2 separate regions of the Homo sapiens genome follow, and region 1 is linked to region 2. A link is an interaction called in ENCODE POLR2A ChIA-PET data of the cell type or tissue named here. Cell type or tissue: GM12878. All regions are shown on one strand. Links, peaks and the distances in the headings refer to the core of each region. The heading gives the core; the rest is flanking DNA. Region 1 overlaps PRRT1B (proline rich transmembrane protein 1B). Region 2 overlaps RAPGEF1 (Rap guanine nucleotide exchange factor 1).

Evidence for each region. Peaks named below come from ENCODE experiments on the same cell type or tissue, not always from the same donor. Only the 100,000 strongest peaks of a DNase experiment are listed, where the experiment ranks them.
Region 1: POLR2A ChIA-PET joins it to region 2 with 9 read pairs; 4 of 35 experiments call an interaction of 5 or more read pairs at or near these places.

What each region holds. Positions count from the first base shown.
Region 1 is chr9:131,559,291-131,562,202 of GRCh38, forward strand. PRRT1B (proline rich transmembrane protein 1B) reads left to right here. Exons shown (of 4, transcript NM_001395643.1): 4 at 1-525. Among named protein-coding and RNA genes, the nearest start is that of PRRT1B, 15 kb to the left of the region's middle. In GM12878, for the core only: no CTCF peak of the experiment used is centred there; no DNase peak of the experiment used is centred there.
Region 2 is chr9:131,620,366-131,623,277 of GRCh38, forward strand. It overlaps RAPGEF1 (Rap guanine nucleotide exchange factor 1), which reads right to left. Exons shown (of 27, transcript NM_001377935.1): 11 at 1,431-1,633. Among named protein-coding and RNA genes, the nearest start is that of PRRT1B, 76 kb to the left of the region's middle. RefSeq lists an enhancer at 1,087-1,156. In GM12878, for the core only: a CTCF peak has its summit at 1,711; DNase peaks (open chromatin) are centred at 1,336, 1,696 and 2,296; H3K4me3 peaks cover 1,661 bases; H3K27ac peaks cover 2,500 bases.

The DNA of each region.
Region 1 (2,912 bases), core at 259-2,758, 61 kb before region 2:
AAATTAGCCGAGTGTAGTGGCAGGCGCCTGTAATCCTAGCTACTCGGGAGGCTGAGGCAGGAGAATTGCTTGAATCCGGGAGGCAGAAGTTGCAGTGAGCTGATTGTGCCACTGCACTCCAGCCTGGGTGACAGAGTGAGACTCTGCCTCAAAAACAAACAACCATTGCAGACAGAGGAGGAAGGGGACCCCCAGCTGAGCCACACAATATTGATAGCTCAAGCTAAATCAGTTGGTTTCAGAGCAGCCTCGGTGTGCTGCTTACAACCCTGGCACCAGGGGCTGAAACAGGAGAATGGCCCAGCCCAGCCCAGTCCCTCCTCCAGAAAGCTGGAGAGGCAGGCATGAGGAAGTAAGTCATGAGCAGCCTGGAGACTCTGTGGATTTTTGTTCAGTAAGCAGGGCCTGAGGTTCTGCATTTCTAATAAGCTTCCCAGTGATGCTGAAGCTGGTACTCAAACCAATAGCAAAGTGGGAAATTATCAAAACTACTAAAAGGCATTAAAACCAGGATCATGACATGGATGCCCCCTGGTGTCTCTATTATTTGACATTGTTGTGAAGTTCCAGCTAATGCAAAAAATAAAAAAGTGAAATTTGTAGTATGAAAACTAGAAGAGACAAAAAATTATTACCTAGCTAGACTATCCAAGAGTCAATTAAAAACATGGAACTAGTAAGATAACTCAGTAAAGTGGTTGGATACAAAATAAATATACAAAAGCAATAGTAATAACCAGGTACACTTGGAAAAAATTTAAAATTCAACTTATGATAGTGATAACAACAGTAAAATTTAGGAATAACTTAACAAAAGATCTGGAGACCAAATTAAGAAAATTATTTTAAAAAACTACCAAAAGGCCAGGTGCAGTGGCTCATACCTGTAATCCCAGCACTTTGGGAGGCTGAGGCAGGCGGATCACCTGCGGTCAGGAGTTCGAGACCAGCCTAACCAACATGACGAAACATCTCTACTGAGAATACAAAAATTAACCAAGCACGGTGGTGCACACCTGTAATCCCAGCTACTCGGGTGGCTGAGGCAGGAGAATCGCTTGAACTTTGGAGGCAGAGGTTGCAGTAAGCTGAGATTGTGCCACTGCACTCCAGCCTGGCTGACTGTGTGAGACTCCATCTCGAAATACATAAAAAAAAAAAAAAAAGATAAAAAATACCAAAAGACCAAAAATAAACAACAAAATATCCTGGTAGAAGATGTAATATACAAATATCTATTTTTTATAGATATTTTAGATAGAGATTTAATACAATTCTGGCAAGAAAACCAAGCTTTAAATAAATGACAAAGATTATTTTAAAATTAATTTGGAAGGAAAAATATGCGAAGATTGCTAATCTTTTTTTAAGTTGAATGAGAGGAGACTTTCTTCACCAGATATTAAAACTGACCATAAAGCTATAATAATCAAAATGGCATGGCATTGCCACAGAGTTAAATCAGTGAAAAATTATTGAAAATCTAGAAAACATTACCAGTATATGTGGAAAGTTAGCACTTGCTAAAAATGGCATTTTAATTGAGTAAAAGAAGGTTCCTAATAAGCAGAGTTGCTATCTGGTTGGAAAAAATAATTATTCTAATATTGTATGCAAAAATAAATTCAAGATGGATTAAAGAGCTAAGTATAAAATGAAGCTCTAATCATAATAAAGCTTAGGAAAATATGTGTGTAACTTCAGGGTGCTGGGGCAGTATGGAAACGGGAGGCCTCTTAAAATCTAGAAAACCATAGAGGGAAAGATTGATTTATTTGAGTCCTATATATCAGGAACATGCAGATTTAAATCATGAGATATGATTTTTACCCACTGGATTGTGAAAGAATTAGAAAAGGTGAACACATCTAGCGTTGCAGAGGGACTGCTGACTCTCACATTTATTACTAGTGGATATGTATTGCCATAATCTTTGTGGAAAGGAGACTGATGGTATCTGTTACTAATGTATGTATGGGCCAGGCATGGTGGCTCACACCTATAATCCTAGCACTTTGGGAGGCCAAGGTGGGAGGAGTGCTTGAGTCCAGGAGTTTGAGACTAGCCTGGGCAACATGGCAAGATCATCTCTACAGAAAAAAAAAAAAAAAAAAAGGCCAGGTATTGTGGCATGGGCCTGTAGTCCCAGCTACTTGGGAGACTAGAGTGTGAGGATTGCTTGAGCCTGATGTTGAGGCTGCAGTGAGCTGTGATCATGCCACTGCATTCCAGCCTGGGTGACAGAGCAAGACCATGTCTCAAAAAAAAAAAAAAAAAAAAAAAGAGTATGTATGTGAGAGGAATTTAAAATTTTTGCACTTTTAACTGCTTATCACTATTGATTTGCATATTTATTATTTATATACATATAATGTTCTTGTCATGTATGCATGGACATATAACTATGGACATATGCATGCAAAGAATAGAGTCTGAAGGATTTATTCCAAATTGCTGATAGTGGCTGCCTTTGGGTACAGAATATGATGAGGAGGGTTTGTGCAATGCATTGCTGAATTTTAAAATAGGATGTATTGTGAATTTAAAAAATAACAAAAAACATGTACGGCTTTTGACCCAGAAATTCTAGTTTTTGGATTCACAGTCATGAAGAAGGAAAGGTCTGTTTTCCTGGAGCTAGCAGTCCAACATGGGATACAGACATTTAGCAGATAATGTAGCTGCAAACTATTCTAAAGTGCCATGAAGGAGAGGTAGCTCCTGCAAATCTGAAATGTTGAGTGCAACTGAGAAAAAACTGTCATTAAATTAGAGTGCGTCCTGATTTAAGAGATACAAAAATATTTCTTAGAATCATTCAGAGGTGGTTGAGAGAGTGGTGAAAAAGGGCTTTTCTGAGCATAGGTTGTGAGTATATTAACACTAAAAGTAAACGAGATGCTGCCAAACTA
Region 2 (2,912 bases), core at 309-2,808:
TAGCTGGGAATATAGGCATGTGCCACCACCACTCCTGGCTCTCGGCAACAGTTCTAACCAAACATTTTAGGCAAGGGGTCTCTAAATGAGGCATTTATGTTTCCATGGTGGGACCCTTTTTGAAACATCTTCAGAGCAATTGAGATTCACATTCTCAATTGTGTCTGTGGGACGGGCAGGGCAGGTGAGGATCTGAGACTCTGAAAATGGCACGTGCGACACGGCTAACAAGTGGCAGGACTGGAATTCAGGACTCCCAACTCCAAGCTTGGCCTTTCCTCTACTGGACATGGCCACCTCTGAAGTGGCTGAGTGTGGTTTTTGAGTGGAAACAAAACAGCTTGCTTGGTTAGCCACAGCCCACTGAGTATAGGAAGGCTCAGGAACTCCTGGGACTGGGCTGAGCCCCAGGTGATTGATTATACGGAGTAATCCAGGGACATTTGTCCTCCAGTCTGCAGCTGCCTCCCAGAAGAATCAGATGGCCCCTCATGTCCTCTCGCAATGGATAAAAGATGGCCCAGTGCACACCAGTCGCCTCCTGGTAGAAGCCACCAGACTGGCCAGCACACGAGAGCAGCAGCCCAGGCAGCTCTGAACAAGCCTGGAGCTCCCTGCTGGGGAGCTTCCTCTTCCTGGGGAGCATGGCTGGACAAGAGGCTCAGATCTTCAAACCTGACTAGGGCCCTCCATGTTCATTAACTGGCAGCAAAGGGAGAAAGTTTGGAGGGATGCCACAGGTACCCCCGATCTGCTCACCCTCCCAGTGCCTGGGCAGTTCCAGAGCCTCATGGGGTGCCCACGGTGGAACAGCTTGCCTTCTGTGCTGGCCCGTGCTTCCTTACATGCACAGGAGTCCTTAGCACACGAGTGTTTTCTAGAAGAGGAAGGTGCCATGTCTGAAACAGAGTGGCTCTGTTTAAAGCCATCCTCCACTTCAATGGCACTTGTTTTCCTTGGGCCCTCCCCGGCCAAGGCTGGGTTGTAAGTCACTCTACACAGTTAGGCCCATTATGCCAATCAAGTCCACAGATGGCTGTGCACAGACCATGTCCTGTGCTTTGATTGAGTCCCTCCTTTCTGGGAGGTCTATGTTGAAGCCAAAGAAGAAAGAAAAAAATACAAGAGACTGTCAGCAGAGAGAGCAAACACCCTGAGTACAAGCCTGTCCCTGCTGCGCGGGGCTGCTGTGGAAAAGAAAGGTCCCTGCACCCCAGGGTGGGGAGGTGGTGGAGTGGGCGCTGGGCTGCTGGTGAGCATCTAAGGAGGAAGTAAAAGCATCTGTGTGGGAGATGGTGCCTTCCACGCCCAAAACCAGGGCCCTGCCACAGCAGGGAGGAGGGTTAACCCTGCCCCCAAGGAGGGTCATTCTGGTTCCTAGAGACCTGCTAGGATCGGAAGTTCTAGTCACAAGGGAAGGTGTCACTCACCAGCTGCCGCTGCTTGGGGGGTAGGGCGGGCGGCGGGGCCAGCTCCTGCACGGAGTCCACCCCACTGAAGGAGTCGCTGAAGCCGTATACCTCCATGAGGAGCTTGTTCTTCTGCTGGTAGATGTGCTCGTTCTGTGGCGTCTGGTAGAACATAGAGGGCTGCGGCTCCGAGTAGTCCTCCAGCAACTGCATGTAGGCCAGCACTGTGAAACAAGGGAGAAAGCTGCAGCGAGGCCGGGGGAGGCCACATCAGGGAACCCCTCCCCCCATTCTTCCCACAGCAGCTAGGGGGCTTTCCACTGAAAGCACCTCAGAGAGGGACGAACAGACGGAGCACGGAGGACTTTTCGGGCAATGAAATCACACTCTGTCTGATGCGCTAACGGAGGAGACACGTCCAGACCGGCAGACGCGCAACACCAATGGGGAACCCTAATGTGAACTGGGGACTCAAGCGAGGGCACATGGCGGGTGCAGGGATGGCAAGTCTCAGCTACCTCCTGAGCAGGCACTTTCCCCTCGAGGCATGTCGCAAGTGCCACGAGCAGCTGCCAGGTGGAGCTGAGATTCAGATGCCAAGAAAAAGTGGTGGCTCTGCAGTGCTAAATTTTGTATCTTCAAATAAGCACAAAGCCAGAGGCTTCTCTGCAAACCCCAACTAGTCAACAAATCAAGGAAGGCCAGACACTGAGCTGAGGAAGACAGTCACAGAGGTAGGGAGTTTATTTCTTCCCTGAGCCACACTGGGGGTCCAGGTATAGAGGAAATGCTCTCTCTCCAGGAGTGTCACTGAAGGAAAGTGTTCAAAGTCACCTTCTTTATTTAAAAGAATATGTAAGAATTTCTTACTAGCTCCAACAAGCACCGAGCAGAACTTGGTTGTAAAAGATGCACAGGAAGAAATGGTTCCCCTCTGAGGTCAGCTGCTGCTACTGAAAGGGCAGCTCACAGCCCCTTGAGCTTGTCTCACACTTCCTTTTTTTTTTTTTGAGACAGAGTTTCGCTCTTGTTGCCCAGGCTGGAGTGTAGTGGTGCAATCTCGGCTCACTGCAACCTCCACCTCATGGGTTCAAGCGATCCTCCTGCCTCAGTCTACTGAGTAGCTGGGATTATAGGCATGCACCACCGTGTCCAGCTAATTTTTGTATTTTTAGTAGAGATGGGGTTTTGCCATGTTGGTCTGGCTGGTCTTGAACTCCTGAACTCAGGTAATCCACCTGGCTCGTCCTCCCAAAGTGCTGGGATTACAGGTGTGAGCCACCAAGCCCAGCCCCACACTTCCTCTTTAATGCTGCACAACCAATGTCACCAGGCTCCAGACGAAGAGGCAAGCCTAGGAAGGTGATCCCAAGCACCCACAAACTGCTCCCTAAAAAGACTAAATATGACCGGGCGCACTGGCTCATGCCTACAATCCCAGTGCTTTGGGAGGCTGAGGGAGGAGGGTCACTTGAGGCTAGTTCAACACCAGCCTGGGCAACA